2 separate regions of the Mus musculus genome follow, and region 2 is linked to region 1. A link is a loop called in an ENCODE intact Hi-C map of the cell type or tissue named here. Cell type or tissue: left cerebral cortex. All regions are shown on one strand. Links, peaks and the distances in the headings refer to the core of each region. The heading gives the core; the rest is flanking DNA.

Evidence for each region. Peaks named below come from ENCODE experiments on the same cell type or tissue, not always from the same donor. Only the 100,000 strongest peaks of a DNase experiment are listed, where the experiment ranks them.
Region 2: a loop joins it to region 1, with 2.1 times the contacts of the local background. A loop is called at or near these places in 3 of 42 quality-filtered maps.

The regions. Positions count from the first base shown.
Region 1 is chr3:30,216,011-30,224,347 of GRCm38, forward strand. All of the region lies in intron 2 of Mecom (MDS1 and EVI1 complex locus), which reads right to left. Among named protein-coding and RNA genes, the nearest start is that of Mecomos, 200 kb to the left of the region's middle. In left cerebral cortex, for the core only: no CTCF peak of the experiment used is centred there; a DNase peak (open chromatin) is centred at 3,645.
Region 2 is chr3:30,011,990-30,020,326 of GRCm38, forward strand. The region is part of intron 2 of Mecom (MDS1 and EVI1 complex locus); the gene reads right to left. It overlaps Mecomos (a long non-coding RNA gene), which reads left to right and starts at 7,951. Exons shown (of 3, transcript XR_003954597.1): 1 at 7,951-8,151. In left cerebral cortex, for the core only: a CTCF peak has its summit at 3,441; DNase peaks (open chromatin) are centred at 859, 1,151 and 3,458; H3K4me3 peaks cover 1,122 bases; H3K27ac peaks cover 858 bases.

The DNA of each region.
Region 1 (8,337 bases), core at 177-8,176:
AGGGATATGTGTGTGTGTGTGTGTGTGTGTGTGTGAATGAAATGACTACTTCCTGTGTTATCCATGAAAACTAACCTCTAAAAGAAGTATTACTGATTTCACATTGCATTAGACAAAGGTATAACAAACTACAGCCCAGAGCAGCAACGACTTATAAAATGGGTAGGGATCATTTTTTCTCTCTGGTAATATTAAAATATCATCCAATACAAGAATGCATAGTGATGTTTGCCCCTCCTCTTTTCAGAGTATTTCCATCTCAGACAATCCCTAGAACCTGACACCTTGCAAGCTCCTGCAGGTAACAGGCTGTTGCAGATCTGCTCTTCTTTGCCTTAATAAGGCCAGTGACCTTTCAGGCTCAGCTCTTCTTCATTTCCTTTCCTATCATTAGTCTGAAATGGCATAAACTACCTCTCAATTTTCCTCATCCCCTCAAGGCCCCACCTCTTTAGTCCAAATTCACCTAATTAGGAACCTAATTTCCTTTTTTCCCCAGATGGGCAGACTGATAATGGGGAGAAGCTATTCATCTCTGCATCACAGAAAATCGTGTCAATGCCCTCTAGTTTGGCAATGACAAGCATGTGTTCCAAAAGTTGGCTGTTCTTCTCTTCTGGAGGCCAAGTTTCTTTATGAAGTAGGTTTTTCTAACCTTAGAACTTAATCAATTTGGTCGTTATTTGCTAGCTAAAAGCACAGCAAGGCAAAGAATTCAAATCTGAAACATCTCTACATCTCCTTTGTCATTCATTTTGCATAGTTGGTTACTGAAATTTAAAACAGTTAGAACTCTCACATGCACACCCCTGCCATAAGCTTGATAAGACTTTAGTTCTAGCAGGAGATGAATGGATGAATTCAAAGCTTTATCTCAGGAGGTTAGAGTAACTCTTCCTTGAACCTGGCCATCCTTACCAACCAACCTTACACAATTTGTTTTACCAACAATGACAGACATAGGAGTCACCTGTGACTCTGAGTAATCACCTAGATTTTCCATGACATTATCTCCTTGACTCTATCACCCTTTAACTGTGGAGTTCCTAATTTAACAATGCAAAGAACACATATAAAAATACTTCCTACTAAGTCCTAGTGCGGAATTCCTAGAAGTTAGTAGGAGAAGAGAGGCCACACCCAGCTTTTACTCCGCCCCTCATGGGGAAACTTGGAATGTCTCATTTTTGTGTTCACTCATTTCCTTTCCTTCTCGCTGGTAATAATACGATCATCAGCACCATTACGAAACTTGGAGGGGACAATGAGGGTTAAAGCAGGGACCAGACAGCTCTATGCTCTCCATACAGGCCAATCTCATACCTTCCTGCCAGGACACTAGGACAAATCATGGCACGGATGCTTTTCTTATACTAGATACACTTTCTCAGCACAGAAGAACATAGTGGAATAAATAAGGAGAGGGAGGATAACTCTATCTAAAAGGTTCCTCTTTGAAGTGGATGGCCCCACTCCTCTCTGCTTTACGGTGACCAGTTGAGTGGAAAAGGGGGCTAGCCCTTTGCTGTCTGATCCAAAACTGTGCTAACATACCTGAGACCTCTTCCCCTGGGGCATTGGAAGGTTGTTCTGTCAATTATAGTTTATTTTAAAACTATTAAAATGTAATATTATAAAGCTAGAAATTTCTAAACAAGTTAGTGAAATGTTGTTGGTTTTTTTCCCTGAAGTGAGTGAGCCTAAATACGCCCAAAGCATTTGGCTATTATAGAAGGCAGCTAATGATAAAACCATGCCAAATTCAGTTACCTAGAAGGGTATATAGAACAAAGCACTTGTCAACAAAATTAAATAAGTTCCCCATCGTTTCAGAAAAAGTAACACTGAAAATATTTTTGTATGAAAGTATAATTGCTTAGGTCAGAAAAATCACTAATACTTAACAAAAAATTAAAATAGAGAATATGGTGCAGTTAAGACAAGGAATTTAAGCTGTAAATATCTCAGAGGGCCACATCAGGATCTCTCCATGTGAGGATGAAAGAGACTGCTCTTACAGCTTGCCATGTTTCTCTTTCACCTACTGATATTACTCTCTCCGAGTTCTAAATAAACAAATAAAAGGTCACCTTGGGAGACTTGGTGGAGGCAGCAGTGTTAGACAAGAGGGGATCTAGGCACAGCATGGGATGGACCAGGAAGAGGAAGAACAAAAGAACTAAACTGGAAGAGTGTACTCTGCACAGAGACACTAACCTAACTCCCTGTATCTGTACAAACCAACGACTGTGCCTGCATTCAACTTCAAATATCACAGTACAAGCTCTGCAATCTGAAGCTAAGCAAGTTTGACTCTATCTCAATGTGCCTATAAAACTTGTCCTTGGGTTATTCAAAGTATAATCAGCTCTCCTAATTGTTTTTGCTAATATGAGAGTAGTACTTTTCTTCTGATACACTAGACAAACACTAGATTTCATAAGTAAGTGAAAGATGATTGGCTTAGCCCCTTCATAGCTCATTTGCAGAGCTTAAAAGCAGTTGTCACGTCTTTCTACTTTAAAACCTGCTTAAAGCTATTCCATAAAGTCCAGAGTTTTCCATTACACCTGGAATTAACCCCAATGTAAATCAAAATAAAAAGTTAAAATGACTATCAGGCACAAGTAAACGGATATTATGGAATTTTTAATCCTAATGTAAGAAAGGTTGGATCCAGTAACTAAGCTCCTGTCTCCAGCATGTTTTAGATACTGGAGCAGACAATAGCTCTAGGAAGGTTTGCAGTCTACGCTACACTATTCAAGGATGCATGAATCCCAAGTTTCCTCTCCTGCCCAGGGTTACTTTTCTCTGTATTCCAAACAACTGATCACTAGTCACCTTCCAAAATCGTCATACATTCCTCAGTGTTCATAAAGTTTAACTTATTAGTTCGCAATACTCCCATTTCTATGTATTAAGCAACTTTCACAGGACATGAAAGAACATATTTTCCTAAACTGGCAGTTTGGGGTTTTCTTTTCCTTGTTGTTGTTTGATTGGGTCATATTAGCCTACATTAATTGTAGCTTAAGGTTTAACTCCTAGCTTGAAAATACAAAATTGCTTCTACCCCTCGGAAATGTGTGCACATTTTAGATGTATCCATGTTTTATGGATAATCGCAGAAAAGCGCAAACATGTAAGGAGCAGGGAATACAGCTGGAGCCTCTAACCTCGGGCTGAGAGAGGAACACGTGAACACAAGTTGTATGTGTTTGCCCAGCTTCTGTGCGTCGACACCCCCCCCCCCCAGCTGGGACTTCAGCTTTAGGTCATTCTGCAAACAAGCCCCAGGAGACACACAATTACACTCCCCTGGAGACTGACCCCTTAGAGTGCCCACCTGTAGCAAACACAGATAGCATCCCTGCGCAATGAATTAGCACGCTAAGCTGATTAGAGCAGCCCGGCACAACTCTATTTTATTGACACAATGAAGAGAGGAGAGAAAGGGGGCTGAAATGAGAAAATCATTTCCATGCTGACTGAATTAAAAGAACAAAAGAGTTCCTTGCCATTGCAGCATTCAATTTGTAGGGGAAAAAGGAAGCCACTTAATGGCTTACAATGGATCTGAGCAGACAGATGAAATCTAAAACTTGGGCGCAAGTGCGATTAGCGGCGAAACAGATTCTAAATCATTTCCTCCGTATGCAGAATTCCAGTTGGTTGTTTAGCTCTGCGTTCCACAGAAACGCCTGGCTAGATGTTATCTTCGAAATGCCGCCACTTTTTCATTTTTCAAAATCGCAGGATGATTTCTCATTGTGTGACAGTCTCCGGTGACTCGTGAGACAAAACGTGCTGTCAACTGAGTTCCCCTATCACCGTTAGTTTCCAAAAGCTTGGCCTGGCAGTGGTAGATTGGGGGGGGGGGGGGCGGTGTTTGACAGAAATCTATCATCAAATGATCTTTAATGCAAAATTAACATTTTACATACAACAGCAGAACTTCGGAGCATAGAGGGAGAGACACAGCTCTCGCTGAAAGGAAAACAGGGACACATTAGTGCAGTCCCATGCCCCTTTGCTTTAAAAGACACCATTGGCATCGTTAAAAGCACAACAGCAAAGGCAGAATTTTTTAAAATTATACTCCTTTTCTAATTTTTCTCTGCTCATTGCTGGCTTATGCACGTGCTCTGACTTTGAGGTTCTTGACTTAAATCTGGAAGTAACGGAAAAATAAAATAATCGCTGCTTAAGTAAGTAGTCTTTACATACGAATACATGATCAATGCATGATTAATACATGAGCAGACTGAAGAATCTCTAATTTTCTTGTCCTGCTTTCAAAAAAAAATCTAATTTTAGAAGAAAAACTTAAATGTCCAACCCATATTTGAGAAACAGTCTCATAGACTGATGGAATGTTGCCTTCAGTGGGGCCAGGAGGAAACTTTAGCTCTCACTCAAAAAAAAAAAAAAAAAAAAAAAAAAAGTGTAGAAACGGGAGTTCTTAGTTCTTGATTACTGGAAACTCACATGTTCATTTTTCTTGCCTGTTTTTAAGAAAGGGGTTTTTGTTTAAAGTGGCCCCTCAGACTTTTAACCTTTCCTCTTGGCTCCTGATTTAAGCAAGGGGAATTCACTCTCTTCTTGAAATGCCCTTTGCTAGGCATTGAGGTACAATGTAAATTAAACAAAAATTATGCAACTCATTAAAAACACTGCAGTGAGCTACTTTGGAATTGGATGCCCGAGATGCATGGCCGCTAATGTGTTAAGTCTAATTTCCCAGAGAAAAGGGCTCAAAGTCGAAGAGATGACAATTTACAAGCAACCTGGTTCATAGCTGCGTTTGCTCCATTAAACGAGAGAAGAGGGTTGTTGGTTGTTGTTTTATTTTGCTTTTTACATATAAAGAGAAGCTGGGAGGCTTGTGGGTAATTTTGCAAAACCAACTCAGTCTAACCCCGCTGATAGCTTGTCACATCTCACTGACTGACTGTCTGGGGTACCGCGATAACATCTGCGTTCACTCAGTATGAGAGCTGAACATAAGACAAAAAGTAGGCCCTGCCACGGACGGCTCCATCAGTCTGTCAGTTCTGACATGACATCTGAATTTTTTGAATCACTAAACACTTTTGAGACTCTGGTACTTATTATCTTTTCTTCGTTTCTATACATCGCTTGGAGATGCCGGAAGATTTGAAATCTGTGAGCAAGGTAGTGGCCGTCCCAGGCTTTTGTTGCCTAATCCATTGGCCCTCATTCACGCTCACTGTTAATCTCTTAAGACATTATAAAACTGTTAGACAAAGAAATGTGAATACCACTGGTTCTTTTGAGAATGGGAGGAAACCAAAGAAAATCGGGGCCATGCTAGGCCATTCTTTTCACTATGAAAACGGTAAGTTAAACCTGTTGCACGGAATTATCTATAATTCCCCACACTAGGGCAAATGTTTTTGAAGAATGAGCAAGAGTAATGTCTCGTAGAAAGAGAAAAATGATCATAGGATTTTTTTTTAAATCTGCCAAATTTAATATCAAGTAGATGCTGAGACCTGGTTGCTAAATTTCTCAGTTTTTATCCATTGTGCTATGAAACCTGGTGCAAGGTTGAAATTTTTTTGTAAAAATCTCATAAAAAAACAAACAACAAACCCTTTACCAATACCCGCTAGTACTCAGTAAATAGCTGAGTTTTTCCACTCTATTGGGAGTAGTGGGATCCCAGTGAACTACATTGGAATAGCCTTGAAGTGTGGCTGCATTCATTAAAACTACAGATCACAGGCTTTCAGAACAAATTTTGTCTTCAAAACTAGAAGACTTTACAACATTTTCTTTCTATAAAGTTCAATATAAGTGGATCTTCAGAGCTAACGGGAACAGTTACAGGAAACGCCTATAAAGCCAGCACTGCCTTGTTAGTGGCGGCCACAGCAATTCCGGGCATTAAGTGTTTTTCTCCAAGTAACCAAGAGATGGGGGAGAGTGAAAAGACTATTAATTTAAGAGGCGAGTTTCTTCTGGATGTAAGATGCCTCCTCCCTTCTTTATCAGCACATGGTGAACAGCTGTGAGTCACTTCACACAGAGACAATCGCCCTATAAGTGACTCACCACAGGTGTGCTCCACACCTGTGTCCTCAGAATGAGTAACTGTCCCTCAGATGGTCAAGCCCTGTGAATAATTATTCTTCAGGAAGGTGACAAACACCTTAGGTGGACAGGCAATTAACTTAACCAAAACCCATCAGGTGAGGGGAGTTATTGGTTGACTTCTATAGTTAACTAAGAATAAGTAATGATCAGAAGAAAACTGGAAGGAGAAAGAGAGAGAGAAGGAAAGGGGCTACAGCTATCACATGTATATCCTCTAGGTCCTAAGAGCAAACAGGGTTCAGGTGACACACTTGTGGATCTTATATAGTAATTAACAAGAGGCAAAACAAGAGTGATTTGGGGACCATATGCTTGCTTTTATACTTTCTCAGTCTCGTATGAAGCCCTAACTACAAGACAATTGTCCAAACAAACAAAATATGTCCAATTCGAGAGGCCGGCAGAGGCATCCACACACCCCCACCTCCCGAGGGTTTGCTTCACAGACCCCTTCCCTGGGCATCCCCTCATCCTGTCACTTTCTCAAGGGCTTTGATGTGATGTCATTTGTTTGGTGTTTAGTCTGTGCCTAAAATGTCAGCTGTTTATTATTTTTACATTTCAGCACTAACGCAGTGGCACTTCAGAATAAAGGGCAGGGTTTCTGACACATCTCAATGACCAAAGGACTTACATTAAATAGAGGTTTCCAGTCTCCCTGAAAATACACTCCCTCATTTTTTAAAAACATAGACAGACTAGTTTTCATTACCACATAATTTTCTCCTGACATTTGTGTAATATACCTGAGTGGCCCTGTGTAAAGAACCAGCATATTACTTCAAGGAGACTGCGCCTCATCTAGAACTATGGAAAACCGCTTTTCCTTTATAGAGTAGAGAAAAAACCAACAATGTAGGAGCAGTAGGATGAGGAAACAAGATTATCCAAAACCAGGCTCCATCCTGCCTAGCTCACAAGCTAGGCAGCCTCACAGGAAGGACAAACTTAGTGTGGGAACTAAAGAGAATCAATAATACCTAGTTCATGAATAAGTAAACACAGATACATTTTTTCTGTAAGAATACATATACATACACACATACACACATACACACACACACACACACACACACACACACACACACACGGCAAGCGGCTTTCAGAACGATCACAGACAAATCTACTTGGACAGATGTCTTGAGCTGGGCAACTCCCTGCTTATTTTTAACCTCTACCAGCTTTCTGATGAATTTTAACAACCTACCTTGGTGGGTTTTTTTCCAAATAAACCTAGCTAATCCTATAGCCGAACCCACCTGTGTTAATTCTTGTCTACCTGCCTTCAGTTTTAAAAGGAGTCATGTTCATCTACATACCTAGCACATCACAGCGCTGAATCCTACCATTCTTGACTTTAAAGTTCTAATATTTCAAGCACCACTGTGCCTGAACAGAGAACCATGGAATCCACTGAAACTGAAAAGGAGCTCCTGTTGGCCCATACTCCTTCTAAGTGTCTAGGTGTACTGCGACTGCTCTGGGGTACATGGCTGGACAAATCATGGACAGCTATTCTCCAGTTGTGCTATCAATTACAACTTACCTCTAAATCAGATTCAAGGAAAACTGATGGAGCCCAAAATCAAGTCAACAGCACAGCCATGTCTCCAGCAGTCAGCTGAGGTCCTCGAGAGAGGTGCCAGCACCCAGGAGCTGACTTTACCATATAGCTAGCTGCATGTGTCCCTTCATAGTGTCCTTAACAAGGCAGTGGCTAGGAACTCCTGCAACTTGGATTACTATAATTCAATATTTCATCAAGCACTTGGATTATTCTTTAACCTGAAGCATCTACACACAAGCCCAACTACTCCTCAACTGTTATATTCCGGACAGTATTTTTATAGAATTAATGTCTTCAAATAGGAAACCTCAGGCTTTGGAAGGTACACACAAAGAGAGCGTCTCTAGAAAATATTTCCATACCTGGATTTCTCAACATTGATGCCTTTTCTAACATCTCAAATTTCAATTAAGTATTACAAAATCCTTGTTATTCTCAGTGGAAACCCCACCCCACCCCTGCATACAAGAACTCTTGGGATAGTACAGAATGTATAAAGAATCATAAAATGTAGCAAGAATTTTTGCAACAAACTAGTCCTGTAGATGTTACAGATGAAGTAGACATTAACCCAGAGTTCCCATGGCTACGGGAACTGAATGATAGGGCTAACTGCATTCCCATGGAGTAGGGGCCTTCCATATGGG
Region 2 (8,337 bases), core at 289-8,288, 200 kb before region 1:
AGATAAACAGCGCATCTTCTCCCTTCTCCGGCTAACACAGTCCTGCCTTTTCAAAAGCTGTTAAGCTTCAAAATAACAACAATAATAATTTCTTTAGGTGGACTTGAGAAAAAGGCCCTTTCAAAAAAAAAAAAAAATAGAATAAATACCCAAACGAAAAGGGGGGAAAATCCCAGACTGTAAGCCAAAAGTCCGAATGTGACTTTCTCAAGGCAACACACGCAGTTGGCCAGTGAAGCTGTTACTTGGCAAGGTGAGACTCCACCGAAAGCCACTTCCAAAGTCGCTTGGCTGGTGCCAGGAATTCTGACTTTTGGCAACCCCACCTTCTGCGTCCCCGAACCTGACCGACTGAACGTAGGAGGGAGGGGAAGGAGGACGCGAGAGCCGAGAAGGCGGCAGCCAGCCGGGCTGACCCACCCGAGGCGGCGGAGTCCCAGCGACCAGGGACGCTCCGGGGGCACGGGGACCTCAGCGCAAACCCGGGACGCAGACGCTGTCCCCAGCGACACCCTGCCCACAGCCAAGACTTTTTAAAGTGAGTTCGCTTACCTTCCGATTTCTACGGCCTCAACTCAGCAATCAAAAGCAATCACAGCAGAATTAAACAAAAATAAGATCAGCAGCAGCCAGGTACTCGAGTTGGAAAATCTTTTCAAAGAACACCCGCTAACATTTCGAGATATTTTAAAAGAAAAAAAAATTTTTTTTTAAAATAAAAGCCTCGTGTCTCCACTTCCAAATGGGTGTCTGATAAGTTTGTCGTTCCCTGGGAGCTGATCGCCAGGACCACGCGTTTCGGATTTATTGTCCGCCAACAGTGTTTTAAGACCAGAATTGAGCCGGGTTTGGTGTATTTGGGTTTTTCCCCTCTTCCTAAATGAGCTCGCAGCTATTCCTTCTGGTCTCACTACCTCCCTCTTTCCTCACTTTCTCTTGCTCTTATCAGCCCGATGTGTAATGAAAGTTATCTGAAACCTACTAAAACTTCTCCCACTCCTCTGTCGCAGCTCCAGGGGCAAGACCCGCAGGAGGAAAGTGTGCGAAGGTAGGGGGCCTGCCAGGCCAGGACGGCCCCCCAGGTCCTCCCAGAGCCTTCTCGGGGCCAGACCCTCACCGGCTCGTCCCCTTTAGCCACTCCGCGCCCAGCCGCAGGGTTTCTATTTCATGAACTGTCTCTTTAAAGGGGATCTGCTCGGCCATCCAGAAAGAAACCGGGGCGAGGGAGAAAGGGAGCTATCTCCAGAGTGGTCGGAAGCCAGACGACGGGCTCCTCTTTCAGTAAATTTTTAAAGTGACAGCAGCCTCCTCTGGCGGGAGAGGTCACAAAAAGGTCGCCAAGACCCAAGTCCTATAGGGACAGACTGATTATAGATGCACCATCCCCAGAAACATGTAGATTTCTGCCGATAAACAACCAATGGGGAAATTTCTCCAGGCAGGATTTGTTTCCCCAGGGAAATCTCTTTGGTTTTGATGTCCTGAGCACAAGGGTGTGTGTGTGTGTGTGTGTGTGTGTGTGTGTGTGTGTGTGTGTGAGAGAGAGAGAGAGAGAGAGAGAGAGAGAGAGAGAGAGAGAGAGAGAGAGAGTCTGTGTTAGAGTTGGGTGGGGGATGGGAAAGATAGGGTGGAGAATTGCTTTCAGGGGTGTGAGGGTGCCTCCCCAGGCAGGCTGGTAGTTTGGAAGCTCTGAAGAGGGCCAGGGCAACTCTTAGGATAAAGAGATACTGGCTCGCATTAAAAGTCTCAAGACAGCAGCTTCAAAAGTGAAAACTAACACACATTTCCAGTTTCCAGTTAAGCATATTTTAAAATAAAATATAATTTAAGTTTCTACTTAAATTTATTCCTTTCCTTTTTATAGTTAGGTCCCCAGAAATGTGTACATTTTAAAAATACCCCTACACACACACACACACACACACACACACACACACACACACAAGAACAAATCTTAAAATCTAAAGCATTATTTTCATATCTCTCTCACAAATAGATTGTAGTAGATTGAGAATATTTTCTAAGTTATTCAAAAGGCCATGACTTCCCCAGAGTCAAGTTATGCAAGTGGTTGCTTTTAGTGATTCATATTTTATATATTAGATAACTTTATAATAAGTTTGGGCACTTTCTATCAATACAATGCAGAGATGACATTGGGTGAAAGAATTTGGATAGAGGATGGCAAAATATAAGAATCCATGTGTTTATTTGTAGATAAATTTGGAAAAAAAAATGTTAAACCCACCGCTTAATTGAGAATAAATGCTTTTGATGAGAAAACTCCATTTATAAAAGCAAATAGAAAGATACAGCTCACCTACCCACCAAGAGAAGACAGAAACACCTCCAGGACAACCACCCCCAACCCCCACTAGGCAAGAGAACTGCCTCTGAGCTAAATCGCCAGCCCTCAGATCCAATTTATTCTCAACTCAACAATGGAAAATTTAGTAAAATGCCTAGGTCTAGGAACAGGTACTTGGGAGGGGTGGAGCCAGCTCACAGGCTTAGAATGTGTGCTGACATTAAACTTTTATCTATGAATCAGGACTCACAGTACCACCCACATTTCTTTCTCTCCAAGGGCAAGTTAATGTGAAAATCCAGTAGATCTTTATTTTCCCCAAAATGCTGATCAAAAAACAAAAATAGTGTCAGAAGACAAGGAAGCAGGTGACAGTAAATGACTAGAGGTGGTGACTAATTCATTTTGGTGGCCTGTTATCTATGACACTGAACTGTTATTTCAGATAATGGCCATTGTTTGGCGGGGGGGGGGGGGGGGGGGAGGGAGATCTCACAGCAGTAGTAGGTAAGACAGGGGAAAAATCCTTTGTAAATAACCTAAGCATTGAGATATTCCCATAGAGCCCTGCCTGAGAATCATGAGGAGTCTGGGCTTCCCTGCATTGATCTTAGGCCCTTCCTCAACTTGCCCATTGTTGAAGTGCTCTTTTTCTTTTACTTTTTTTTTTTTTTTTAATTTAGCCATAAATTGGAATAGCTGGAGCTATGAGCTGTTCTATTTTCTTCCTGTCAGGATGAGAGATTTGTTTTATGATGCATTGTGTATTAAATACAAGTAATCTGGGGAACTGAGTGCTTCAGACACTTCAGCTTGATCAGGGGGTCTGGGTGCTCAGTGCCCCAAACCATTCCAAGCCCCTACTTCACCCCACCCTGGCCTTGCAGCACCCACTGCCTAACCTTTTTCAAAGCTTCTCAGAAAAGCAGGAAAGGTTGGTGGCGACACAAAGGTCCTGGGAAATCAGTGACAGGTCCTAACTAAATTCACATTTCAGGGAAAAAAAAAAAAAAACCTTTGAGGTTTTTGTTGTTGTTGTTTGTTTTGTTTTGTTTTCTCCCCACTTACATTAGCTTCTGGTGTGGGAGGCGGAGCGACGGGTCTAGATGGTATTCTTGCAGGTACGGCTGGAGGCCGTTAGGTGGCGATGTATCCCGAAATAAAGTACAGTGCCTGCAGCCTCAACGACCTAGGTGAACCCACCAGGATCTGACAGCCTGGTTGCAGCCTCCAGGTCTCACAGACACAGACCCTGGGAAACTGCCTGAGTGGAGGATGCTCCTACCTCTGAATTTCCTTAATTTCCTCCCTGAGACCTTGAGAGATGTGTCTAAAGACAGCGAGGATCCATTCTAACATTACCGCTATCCGTTTAATATGTGTCTCTTATTAAATAGTATCAATATTGGTGCTGTGATTCTCACTCTTGTACAACAGATAAACTGCAGGAAAGATTACACGGCATTATCACAAGCATCTATCTGGGCGAAGAAAGTCTAACAGCAGCTTCCTGGTCCCCACTCCCCTCACCTCCTCCCAACACCGTCTTCTTTTGCATATGAGGCAGGAACTTCACATGATGACAGCCATCCTGCTTTGTCTTAACATAACTTGAAATTTAGAGAAAAAGTCCCACAATCTCACAATAAGTGATAGAGCGCTCCTCCCTGCCTCTCTCCAATAGTAACCCATTAGGAGATCTACCCCATCCGAAGAAAAACAGGCTCAAACAAGGGTAGAGGGCAGAGTTTTGCAAGGAGTGTGCTTTGCTTCCCTGTAAGCTTGCTTCCCGTTAGTTAGGAGCCTTCTAAAACAATAAATAAATACAAGGAGCCAAATCCACCAACTCCCTTTACTCCTTGGATTTCTAGAGAAATCTGTTTACAGTAGTTACCAGCTACAAATTAAGCCACTGCAAAGCTGCTTTCTGCTCCACAGTGATCAGGAATACGCCTGTTCTGCAGAGTTTAGCACCGCCCTTGCAATAGACTATTACAAATAATGGTTTTACCTTAATCTCGAACCAGCTTTAGTTTGCAAGCCCGGATCAGGAAAGTTGATCTAACTACCAGGGTAGTGGAAGGCAGGAGGCGGCTTTAAGCAATGTATGGCTTTGAGAATGCATGCAACAGAGTAGCGATCAGATTTTTACAGAGTAGCGATCAGATTTTTTTTTCTTAAATAATCATACTTTTAAACCGCTTTTCAGTACTAGCCATGGCACGCTTCTTTTCTTTATTGCTCTTAATTGTTGTTTACCAAGAAGACAACATTGGGAAATTCTCAGTTTGAGCAGAGTGGGTAGATTTTCTAGGAGTCACACACTGGTTGATGGCCAGGCTGGGGTGGGAGGGGTTAATGCATTTTCTTCCAGGTTTGAAATGGGTATAAACCCTCCGCAATCCTTTCCCTTCCTCCCTAGGCTGCAAGGACTGCAGAATCTTTAAAAGGCCCAAAGATTTCCAATAAGGCCATGGGTTCTGCCTTCATGGTATAACTGTTTATTTAAAATAAGTCAATATATTAGTTAAAGCGGTAATAAGTCAGCGCCCCAGTATCCAAGTGATTCCCACAGGACTGTAAACCGATGCCTCTTTTAAGCCTTAAACTTCAGGGTTGTCCCAGAAGCAAGAGTCCAGCTAATGGAGGCCCTATGGGCATGGTACATGCCAGCACATCATTAAAAGAAAGAAAAGCAGTCCACAGAAAGCCAGATGAAATGACTGCACTGTCCACTTTTAATGGCTTCCTGTGGACAAACGGCCCTGTAACACTCTGCAGAGGACGGTATTTAAAAACAAGACAACTTGCTGGCAGTTTTCAATACCATAAAGTTAATAAAGTAGGCTCCCATTCACCCTGACATTATGTTTTGAGTTTATAGAGGAAGGCCCTTTATAACCTCAGCCTAAGTATAGTCTTTTTAATTCTGCAGCTCTGGGTTCTTGGGGTGGCTAAGCAGCCATTGAACTCCAAGTCTGACTTTTTTTTTTCTTCTAACACCAAGCAAATGTATGGGTTTGTTTTTTGTTTTTTGTTTTTTTTTGGGGGGGGGGGCATCTCATATGCAGTCTCTCCTTCACAGACTATCTGTGAAATCCTGCTTCATACCGTTCATACAGTTGGGAAGCATGAAATAATTTGAGAAATTGACATTTGGCTGAACAATAACTGCTTGCTAATTAAATTAGCTTTGTGTATAGATATTGATGTGTGTTTAAAAAGAAAATCAATGCTTTCTCTCCACGGCACAGTGGCAATGTGGGAAGTGGTCAGACTTTCACCTAAGCTTAAGTGAGACACAGGTAAGAAAATTTCAGTATTATTTTGGGACTCAAGAGATGTGTCGCTGATTCCTCTACAATTGCTACCCCATTTTCCTTCCCTCCGACTCCTCCAAATTCTTACCACCTATCAGATCTTTTAAATCTTTTTGTTCCATGAAATTTGAATAAAATTCAATGCACAGGTGCAGAAACTAGATCAGAAAGCCAAGGGAGCCGATGTGACGAATGTTCCATTTGACTTTAATTATTTATGCTGCTTTATCAGGGAAGTATGTCACAAACTTGAACTTGAATTCTGGGATACTGGTAGGCAGACTTGCAGTCTGCCCAGCCAAACACCAAGCTATAGGCACAAAGGGACTGCACCCCCAGAGCATCCTGTCAGCATGGCTCTCCAGAGAGATCCTGGGTCATTTCTGAGGGACTCTCTGCCTTTCTTCCTTTGTATTTATTTATTTTTCCTTTTCTTAAGTTGACCAATACGGTGCTGCAGAAAGGAAGAAAGAAAAGAAAGGGAAAAAAGAGAAAAGAAAAGGAGAGAGAAAAAAAGAAAAGACAGACAGACAGAAAGGAAATTAAAGGTTTAAAAAAAAAAAAGGTAAATAAAAAATTTCCCCTGGTCTGGAAACAGGCTCCACTGAAGCCATGTTAATCTCCGCCTCAGTAATTTGGTTCTCCAGGAGAAGACAGAAGCCCTGCTGCTGTGCCCTGCACTTCATAAATCACATCTTTATGTGGACAAGGTCAGGGCACCTAACAGCTCAGACATGGGCCTTTGCAGTGGCTCGAGGATTCGGGCGTGTTTACTCTCCCGCTCGGCTCTCGGAGGAGTCATCCAGCACGCTTCTAATTACTTTTGATTATTTTCATTTGCCGGGGTCAGTCTGGCTTGGCAGGACTGCAGGAGGGTTGACTTCCTACACATCTTGATGTCTTTGTAGGACAGCACTGTGCACATTCGGAAGGAGCGCCACGTTATTGTCCCTACAGTGTGAAGTCCTCCATAAGTCCATGATGCAAAGTTACCCCGAAGGCGCCTACTACCTTTAATTAACCACATAGCCACAATCCCTATCTGATTGCTTTTACCGATACAGCACCCAACTTTAACACCTGAGTATTTTTTAGGATGTCTGGAAAGAATGAAATCAATTTCTCTGCTTCGATTTTTAAACATATTTAGTAATGAATAGCAACTATTCTGAAACTAAGATGAAATACTTTGCTGAAACAACAGCTCAAGTGAATAAATTATTGTTCTCAAAGATTTATTTCCCAAACTTCAACTACAGCTGCCATATTTAAAATATTTTCCTTGGCTATTTTGATCTATTTCCTGAGCCATTATGCTGAGTGGCTGAAGTATCACAACAAAAAGGCTTCTTTTAAAGTTTCAGTGAACACCGTATGATAAATAAGCAGCTTAATAAAACACAGCAAAGTGGGAGGGGAGCACAGAATAGCATTCTTTTTCTCTTATCTGACTGTCTGATGCTTTCGATGTGAACACATTCAAAAGGAAAAAAAGAGACAAGCCAATATATACTCACAAGTCTAAGAAACAAAGAGTCACAAAACGCACAACGTACACCTGTGCCAATAGGATAAAGGGCATCTTTTATACCACTGAGGGCATTTTATAACTATCTTCAGTTTCTAGAGAAAACTAACCATGGTCATTCTCAAAATGCCAAATCTTCTCTTATGTCTATGCTGGAGCAGAACTAAGGCAGTTAATGTGTTTGGAACTCACCTCAACTCTGTACGAATTGCTTTTTTCTTTTTCATTATTTTATTCATTTTAATTAATTCAGCCTTTTCAAGACAGTGTTTAGCACAGTGTGCAATAACTCCAGGGTCGAAGTCCTCCCCAGGGTTTTAGAAACTTACTCAAAAGTGCTTTCAGCCTTCTAATCTGTGGAGAGAGTGAGTTGGAAGGCATGCACGCCTCGCCTCCACTCCTCTTGTGTACCTTTGGGTAAGTCACTTAACCTTTGAGTTGATTTCCATGCAAGTTTCATAATATCAGCATAATGAGAGTGTTGGGAAAATCCATTGGGTAATGTAAGCGTGAGGTGCTCTGACTCCGTGGGAACAGGTCAAAATAAGTAAGTTGCAATGTGTCTGTATACCAGACTCAAGTAAACACCCACGTATGCACAACACGGAAGCTAGTCCCGCCTGCAAGTGTGACTGTACTTTTTTAATCCTTTGTTCTGCTCCAACGTCAGTTGCCCTAATTCTTATCTTGACTTTGGGAGAGGAGAATTTTAACAATTCGTTTGGGTTTTTTTTGTTTCTCTCTCTCCTCGCTCTCTTGCTCTCTCTCTCTTTCTCTCTCTTTCACTCTCTCTCTCTCTCTCTCTCTCTCTCTCTCTCTCTCTCTCTCTCTCTCTCGCTCTCTCGCTCTCTCGCTCTCGCTCTGCTTCCCTGGAAGATGTCTGTCCATGTCTGGCATGCACCTGAGCTTCTCCATTCCCATTTACTGTGTCCTCTGCTAATCAGGCTAATCAGCAAGAGAGCCTTATAAACAAAGGTGAACAGGGACCCAAAGAGGTAAGCTCGAACAGGAGCGCGCATGCGTGCTCGCCCACACATCACACCCGCCCCTCAGGTCAGAAAAGGCATGCCTTACTTACAATGTCCTCTGGTAAACTTCACATGCCAGAAAAACGAGAATTAGGTAGGTATAATTTACCCCTTGTTGCCTAGGGTCTAAGCTGAAACAAGTACTAAAGAGGT